Linked DNA regions of Homo sapiens: region 2 is linked to region 1. A link is an interaction called in ENCODE POLR2A ChIA-PET data of the cell type or tissue named here. Cell type or tissue: GM12878. All regions are shown on one strand. Links, peaks and the distances in the headings refer to the core of each region. The heading gives the core; the rest is flanking DNA.

Region 1 (4,389 bases), core at 196-4,195:
ATGGTGAAACCCCACCTCTACTAAAAAATACAAAAAATTAGCCAGGCGTGGTGGCAGATGCCTGTAGTCCCAGCTACTTGGGAGGCTGAGGCAGGAGAATGGTGTGAACCCGGGAGGCGGAGCTTGTAGTGAGCCAAGATCATGCCACTGCACTCCAGCCTGGGTGACAGAGCGAGACTCTGTCTCAAAAAACAAAAAACAAAAAACTTAGCTGGGCATGGTGGTGCACGCCTACAGTCCCAGCTACTTGGGAGGCTGAGGCAGGAGAATCGCTTGAACCCAGGAGGTGGAGATCACGCCACTGCACTCCAGCCTGGCAACAGGCAACAGAGCGAAACTCCGTCTCAAACAACAACAATAATAATAATAATAATAAAAGTAAATTAGGCCGGGCGTGATGGCTCACACCTGTAATCCCAGCACTTTGGAAGGCCGAGGTAGGCGGATCACTTGAGGTCAGGAGTTCGAGACCAGCTTGGCCAACGTGGTGAAACCCCACCTTTACTAAAAATACAAAAATTAGCCAGGGGTGGTGGCGCATGCCTGTAATCCCAGCTACTCTGGAGGCTGAGGCACAAGAATCACTTAAACCCGGGAGGCAGAGATTGCAGTGAGCTGAGATCGAGCCACTGCACTCCAGCCTGGGCAACAGAGCAAGACTCCTTCTCAAAAAAAAAAAAAAAAAAAAAAAAGATAAAAAAAAGGAAATTTACCAACATTTCTTGAGCCTTTTAAAACTTTTTTAAGGCTCCAATAAGATCATTAAGTCCTTTCTGGAATAAGGAGAGGTAGTAATAAACAAATTCTTTGTTGCTTTCAAATCAGTTTATGCGTTACTCAAGAAAAGCAGTTAAAATAACTTTACATTAAATTTCATTTGATCAACCACTTTATTCAAACACCTTGGCCCAGAATGACTTTGGTTATTCCAAAAAGCAAACTCCGTCTAAGGCAAAGTTTTATCACATTAAGGATATTCACAAGACTTTGCCACAGATTGGGACTGCAGTTCCCAGGTGGGACTTCCAGAAAGATTGCATTTGAATTACGTGTGTGTTATTTCCAGGGTGAGACTTTGAAAGAGATGACACAAGAGTTCCGGCAAATTATTTAACAAATTGTAATGTCATTTTACATTACTCAGTGTCCTCTCCCCAACACTTCAAAGTGACCTTCAATGAATCACCAAACCATGCTGTCATATTTCTTCCAATGACAAGCAGAAGGGCTCCGATTGCTTTCTAAGGCCCTTTGGGACCATATGAGAGAATAAAGTATATACTTCCTAATTCAAAGCAAATCATTAGGGCTGTGGAATTAAAATTGTGGAAATTGATAAACCTATAATAACAACAATTGCCCGGTTAAAATTGCATAAACAACAAATCTTTTTCGGCACTTCTGTAGGTTCATTCTGTTACTCAAGGTCCATTTGTTCTGAAATATCCCCCATCCCTGCAATCTCAGAATGAGTTCATGAAAACAGACAATTATAAATCTATCCTGAGCTATGATTCATGCATCTTAACCGACTCCCTAATTCTTCCAATTTACAAACCAATTCAGAAGTCAGTCAAGGGCCCAGGTCACGCAAGGATGGTTAGAGGAGCAGATGGAGCTGCTTAAAACCATGTGCTTGGCGGGGTTAAAATGATGAGAATCCAGAGGAAAATAAATTGGGCCTGTCTAAAGTAATATTTCAGTTTTTAAAAACTGCTTAGCCTGAAAATCATGTGCCTCATTTAATTCCCTGCAGGCTGGAAATTTGACAGGAGAGATAAATTGCACCAGGAACATTATTTTCATTCAGAAAGGTAAGCCCAAGAAATAGGGTGGGATATATCCTCATCTGAATGAGGGTGGTCTGCGGAGGGGGGACGCAGGGAAGAGCAGCCAGGGGAAAAACAGGATGTGTGCAGGCGTGAACGGGTCCAGTTCAATGTGAAGTCAGAGGGAGAGTCAGATCATGGCAGAAGAAGGAAGGAAGCAAATCTGGAAGCATTCATGTCGGACTGAAAATCCACACCAGAAGGGAGATGTGGCTCTAAACAGGGATCTCAAGCACAAAGGCAAAGCATCAGTACTGGAAATCCTTAGGGGATTTAAAAAAAGATTAAAATGCATACTCTGTTCAGATTTCCTTGTTTTTCCGCCAATGTTCTTTTTCCATTCCAGGATCCCATCGAGGACAGTGCATGACATTCAGTCCTTGTGTCTTCTTAGACTCTTCTACACTGTGACAGTTTCTCAGGTGCAGTAGCATGATCTCAGCTCACTGCAACCTCCGCCTCCTGGGTTCAAGCGATTCTCCTGCCTCAGCCTCCCGAGTAGGGGGCAGTACAGGCATGCACCACCACGCCTGGCTAATTTTGTATTTTTAGTGGAGACGGGGTTTCTCCATGTTGGTCAGGCTGGTCTTGAACTCCTGAACTCAGGTGATCTGCCCACCTCAGCCTCCCAAAGTGCTGGGATTACAGGCATGAGCCCAGCCTGCCCTTGACAGTTTTAAGGGGTACTGCACAGGTATTTTGTAGTGGAATACCCTTTAATTTTGAGTTTTTCTGATGGTGAGACAAGTTGTGAGTTTGGAGAGAAGACTGCAGAGGTAAGTCACCATTCTCATCACTTTCTTCTTTTTTTTCTTTTTTTTTGAGATGGAATCTCATATTGTCACTCAGGCTGGAGTGCAGTGGCATGATCTCAGCTCACTGCAACCTCCGCCTCCTGGGTTCAAGCGATTCTCCTGCCTTAGCCTCCCGAGTAGCTGGGACTACAGGTGTGTGCCACCATGCCTGGCTAGTTTTTGTATTTTTAGTAGAGACAAGGTTTCGCCATGTTGGTGAAGCTGGTCTCAAACCCCTGACCTCAGGTAATCCACCCGCCTCAGCCTCCCAAAGTGCTGGGAATACAGGTGTGAGCCATGGTGCCCGGCCACCATTCTCATCACTTCACATCCGTGGTACATCCCATCAAGATGAGTTGGCACTGTTGATGCTGACCTTGAGCCCCTGGCTGAGGGAGTGTCTGCCAGGTTTCTCCATTGTAAAGTTTCTCCTTTCACTTCCTCTTTGGAAGGAAGTCACTATACACAGCCCACACTTATAGGGTAGGGAGTTATGAGTGCTTCCTTGAGAGTGGAGTATGGTGTTATTTTTATAATTAAAGAAAAAGATGCCTGCAATGGAAGATGAAGAGGATCACCTGCTGGTGGAGCAAAAATCCAGAACCTCGTGTGTGTCTCAGCTAGAACTGGTGGTTTGGGAAGGGTCGACTGCCCAGCAGTGCAGCGGGAGATGCAAAACCTGAGGGTTCAAGTCCAAAGGTTGACCTGGCTTTAAAAGCCAATGATGTCGAAAAAACAAAACCAAAAACACTGAGCACAAAAGCTAGGCAATGGTGCAGCCAGTTGGGATACTTTTCATAGGCACTGATTTTTACTCTCTCTGGAATTCCTTTCAAAGACACAGGGTCTGCTGGTGGATGGTCGCTCCTCTGCAGGGACTGGGGCACATGGCATGGCCTCCTATGTCATTTGGGGGCTCTTTGTTTATTCAACATGCCCGCCACACACCAGGCAATATTCTAGGAGCTAGGCATGCAGAAATGAAACATCCATCCTCCTGATGAAGACAGACAGCAAGCCAAAAGATAAACAAACAACATCATTTAGGTGGACAGGGCTAGGAAGAGAGTAAAATGCCATTACGGGGGTAGACAGTGATTGATCCCGGGGACTCCTCCAGATAGCGGGGTCACAGAAGACCTCTATGAGAAAGTGGCATTTGAGCTGACACTGAATGACCAGCAGAAGCTGGCCTGGGAAGACGGAGGGGGAAGAATGCTTCAGATAGAGGATCCACGAGTGCAGAAGCTGTGAGAGGTGACAACACAGTGAGATCCTGTCTCTAAAAGAAAGAGAAAAGGCAGATGTGGGTGGAGCAAAATGAGGAAGGGAAGGGGTGTTCCAAGATGGAGAGACAGGAAGTGGCCCCATGATGCCCGGCCTATAGGCCACACTGAAAAGTTTGGATTTTAGTCCTAGTGGTCAACCTATTGATGGTATTTCAATTTTAATTTTAAAAAATACAATCAGGCTGGGCGTGGTGGCAGGTAATCCCAGCTACTTGGGAGGCTGAGGCAGTGAGCCAAGATCTCACCATTGCACTCCAGACTGGGCAACAAGAGGGAAACTCTGTCTGAAAAAAAGAAAGAAAGAAAAAAAAAAGTCACTGTGTTTCCCATGAGAGTGTGATCTACTAAGGGAGCAAGTATAGAAATAGGAAGACCTGCTACTGCCTCAAAGAATTGTTAAAGGATCGAACGCCTACTAATGTGTGCAAAGCCTGGGACATAGCAGGAATGCAGTAAATGCAATAAAAGAAAATAGCT
Region 2 (4,389 bases), core at 168-4,167, 170 kb before region 1:
TGAAGAATGCCAATATTGGAAAGGTGGGCAGTTTAAGAAATGGTAACCGAAGGAGGCAGAGAAGAAACAGAGTGAGAGAGATGAGAATCAGGAAGACTGTGCTGTCCTGGGAGTGGGCGGTTTCAAGGGAAAAAAGGGAAACATTCCAGTGTCACAAGGATGCAACAGAGAAGCAGGGAAGATAAGGGCTGGAAAATATCCACAAGGCTGAGCGAAAGTCGGTCACTGGCGGTGTGAGCAAGAACAGTTTCTACACAGTGGAGGAGGAAAGACGAAGAACTGAGTGCAGGAGTAACTGGGAGGTGAAAAAGAGGAAAGCGATGGAATTCTGGAGAATTACCTAAAAGACGATGAAATAAATTAGCCAACAGCTAGAGGATGTGGGCGGTAGGGGCCTTGGCTCTCAGGACTTTGAGCTGTTTCACAGCAGAGGTGAGGGAAGCAATTTTTTTTTTAAGAGATAGGGTCTCAATCTGTCAACCCAGCTGGAGTGCAGTGACACAATCATAGCTCACTGCATCTTTGAACTCCTAGGCGGCACTGATCCTCCTGCCTCAGCCTCCTGACTAGCTGGGACTACAGGTATAGGCCACTACGCCAAGCTAATTTTTTTTTTAAGAGATGGGGTCTTACTATGTTGCCTAGGCTGGTCTCAAATTCCTGGGCTCAAGCGATCCTCCTGCCTTGTACTCCCAAAGCACTAGGATTCTAGGTGTGAGCCACCACACCCAGCAAGAAAGCAGACTTCTATTAACAGTTGGGCTAACGGTTTGTATACTCCCTGTTGATAGAGGCTGTTTGATGTAATCACCTATTTTCTGAATTTATTTGAGGCTCTGAGCTTGTCAAAAGGGCATGAGGAATCCAAGTAAGATTGTGTCCAGGCCAGACTCAGTGGCTCGCATCTGTAATCCCAGCACTTTGGGAGGCCGAGGCGGGCAGATCACAAGGTCAGGAGTTTGAGACCAGCCTGGCCAATATGGTGAAACCCCATCTCTACTAAAAATACAAAAATTAGGCGGGCGCAGTGGCAGGTACCTGTAGTCCCAGCTACTCAGGCGGCTAAGGCAGGAGAATTGCTTGAACCCAGGAGGTGGAGGTTGCAATGAGCTGAGATCGTGCCACTGCACTCCAGCCTGAGTGACAGAGCGAGACTCCGTCTCAAAAAAAAAAAAAAAAAAGATTGTGTCCAAGGCCGGGCGCAGTGGCTCACACCTGTAATCCCAGTACTTTGGGAGGCCAGGGCAGGTGAATCACCTGAGCTCAGGAGTCTGAAACCAGCCTGGCCAACACACTGAAACCCCATCTCTACTAAAAATATAAAAATTAGCCGGGCATGGTGGTGTGCGCCTGTAATCCCCACTACTCGGGAGGCTGAGGCGGGAGAATCACTTGAACCCAGAAGGCAGAGGTTGTAGTGAGCCGAGATCGCACCACTGCACTCCAGCCTGGGTGACAGAGTGAGACTTCCTCTCAAAAAAAAAAAAAAAAAAAAAAAAAAAAAGATTGTGTGCAAGGTCCCTTCCTTCCCTCAAGAGAACTTAGAGGCTGGTGTGTATCCCTGGGGACAAAAGAATGAGCAAAAACCATCACTTTCTAAGATATAACCAACAAGCTATATAGTTTTGGTTAAAACATGAAATCATTAGGCTAAACATGTAAGTGTCAACACAGACACCACCACTAACTTCTGGTGGAAGTTAGTGAGCCTCACCCATGTTGAGCCAATGACAGAGGTGGGCCTAATTCATGCAGAACCAGGAAATGCACAATTGTACCTAGATTCAAGCACAAAACTTACCGATAACTCTGCATTTGTTGGGACTCATATTCACATCCTTTCTCCCTCCTACTTTTTCAATCCTTTCCCTCATTCAGAGAAAACATGCTATTTCCCGACCCACTCATCCCTCTGGAAAGCAGATTCTCTGAAAGTTTGATCAAGGCAGAAAGGCGAAATGTCATACAAAGCTGGCCAGACGTGGTGGCTCATGCCTGTAATCTCAACACTTTGGGAAGCTGAGGCAGGCAGATGACTTGAGGTCAAGAGTTCAAGACAAGCTTGGCCAACATGGTAAAATCCTGTCTACACTAAAAGCACAAAAATTAGCTGGGTGTGGTGGCAGGCACCTATGATCCCAACTACTCGGGAGGCTAAGGCATGAGAATCGCTTGAACCCGGGAGCCAGAGGTTGCAGTGAACCACGATCACACCACTGCACTCCAGCCTGGGCAACAGAGCAAGACTCCATTTCAAAAACATATAAACAAAAAATAAATAAATGTCATATAAAGCTAATGATTTGTAGTTTTGCTTGTTTTTTCCAGACATGCATTCATTTTTCCATCTTCTGTGACAGCACAATATTCCCTTGGGAGAATACCCTACTCATTTCATGAGTTCAGAGGGATCTGACATCATCCTCCACACCTGGGAAGAGGCATATGCCTATTCACGACCTTAGTGATCAGCTCATGGGTGGGCCTAACCCACGATGAGCCAGTGACAGAGGTGGGCCTAATTCACGCAGAGCCAATGATAGGGTGAGCCTAACCCCCATGCTCAGCCAGTGACAGTCACGGATCTAACCCATGCTGAGCCAATGATTGGCTTAAGGATGGGCCTAACCCATACTAAGCCAGTGAGGGCCCAGGTCCAGACCTTTTGCATAGCTGTCAAAAATGAAACTCTCTTTCCACTAGGGTTGGTAAGGTAAGCCTGAAGCTGGAGGTAAGCCTGAAGCCGGAGGTAAGCCTGAAACTGCCGGTGGTCATCTTGCTATCACAAGGGAGAGCCTGCCTCAGAGTGAAGCCAAAACAGAGGAAAGCTGGGCCAAGGGATGGAGAGCCTGGGTCCTGACAATATCATTTGAACACCTAGATGCAGCCACACCTGATTTAAGGTTATGAGATAATCAATTCCTTGTCTTGGTTATACCAGTTGGGGTTAGATTTCTGCCACGCAGGAATCTTAATGAATGTATGGAATCAACGACCTTACTTGCTCAAAGTCAAAAGGGTAGAGTGGTGCCTGGCGCAATGGCTCATGCCTGTAATCCCAGCCCTTTGTGAGGCCGAGGCAGACAGATCACTTGAGGTCAGGAGTTTGAGACCAGCCTGGGCAACATGGTGAAACCCCGTGTCTACTAAAAAAACAAAAACAAAAATCAAACGGGCACGGCGGTGCGTGCCTGTAGTCCCAGCTACTCAGAAGGATGAAGCAGGAAAAATCACTTAAGCCTGAGAAGCGGAGGCTGCAGTGAGCCAAGATCACTGCATTCCAGCCTCCCAGCCTGGGCGACAGAACAAGACCCCATCTCAAAAAAATAAAAAGGGGGTAGAGTGTTAATAGCAGTCATTAACAAGGCCAGGAGCAGCATAAACCTAGGCCAAGGAGTCCCTGCTCAAGCCATAAGCTCTAATGAGCCCAGATCTCATGTAATATGTACTCATCAAACCAATTCTATAGCAACAATAGCCCAGGGCCAAGGCATCTATCAATGAGCACTGTGTGGCCATTAAGATATTGGTGGCTGGGTGCGTTGGCTCATGCCTGTAATCCCAACACTTTGGGAAGCCAAGGCGGGTGGTTCACCTGAGGTCAGGAGTTCAAGACCAGCCTGGCCAACATGGTGAAACTCCATTTCCACTAAAAATACAAGAAATTAGCCAGGTGTGGTGGCAGGCTCCTGTAACCCCAGCTACTCGGAAGACTGAGGCAGGAAAATCGCTTGAACCCAGGAGGCGGAGGTTGCAGTGAGCCAAGATCACGCCATTGCACTCCAACCTGGACGACAAGAGTGAAACTCTGCCTCAAAAAAAAAAAACAAAAAAAGACATTGGTGATACTATTGAGGGCAGTCTCAGTCCCATGGTATGGAAGGTTGTCAGCATACAATAAAGTGCGGAAGTGAGGAACCAGTAACAACAAAAGCAGAATGACTCCTCCTGAGGTTTGGAAAAAGATGTGCAAGATCCAATGTGATCAGGCCCCTGCATAGTTTTCTACACATTTCTTACCCTACCACCTCTCATTCACTTATGTCCCAGCCACACTGCCTTCTTTCTCTTCCTTGAACACCCAAGCCTGGCAGGGTGCTGTGGCTCATGCCTGTAATCCTGATACTTTGGGAGGCCACAGCGGGTAGATCACTTGAAGCCAGGAGTTCGAGACCAGCCTGGCCAACATGGTAAAACCCCATCTCTGCTAAAAATACAAAAATTAGCTGGGCATGGTGGCACATGCCTGTAATCCCATCTACTCAGGAGGCTGAAACAGAAGAAACTCTTGAACCCGGGAGGTGGAGGTTCCAGTGAGCAGAGATCCTGCCACTGCACTCCAGCCTGGGTGACAGAGCAAGACTCCATCTCAAAAAAAGAAAAGAGTAA

What was found. Peaks named below come from ENCODE experiments on the same cell type or tissue, not always from the same donor. Only the 100,000 strongest peaks of a DNase experiment are listed, where the experiment ranks them.
Region 2: POLR2A ChIA-PET joins it to region 1 with 8 read pairs; 6 of 35 experiments call an interaction of 5 or more read pairs at or near these places.

Annotation. Positions count from the first base shown.
Region 1 is chr16:15,491,181-15,495,569 of GRCh38, reverse strand. The region is part of intron 1 of MPV17L-BMERB1 (MPV17L-BMERB1 readthrough); the gene reads right to left. The region is part of intron 1 of BMERB1 (bMERB domain containing 1); the gene reads right to left. Among named protein-coding and RNA genes, the nearest start is that of BMERB1, 59 kb to the right of the region's middle. RefSeq lists an enhancer at 829-2,028. In GM12878, for the core only: no CTCF peak of the experiment used is centred there; no DNase peak of the experiment used is centred there.
Region 2 is chr16:15,656,541-15,660,929 of GRCh38, reverse strand. All of the region lies in intron 1 of NDE1 (nudE neurodevelopment protein 1), which reads right to left. Among named protein-coding and RNA genes, the nearest start is that of NDE1, 8.5 kb to the right of the region's middle. In GM12878, for the core only: no CTCF peak of the experiment used is centred there; no DNase peak of the experiment used is centred there; H3K4me3 peaks cover 578 bases; H3K27ac peaks cover 404 bases.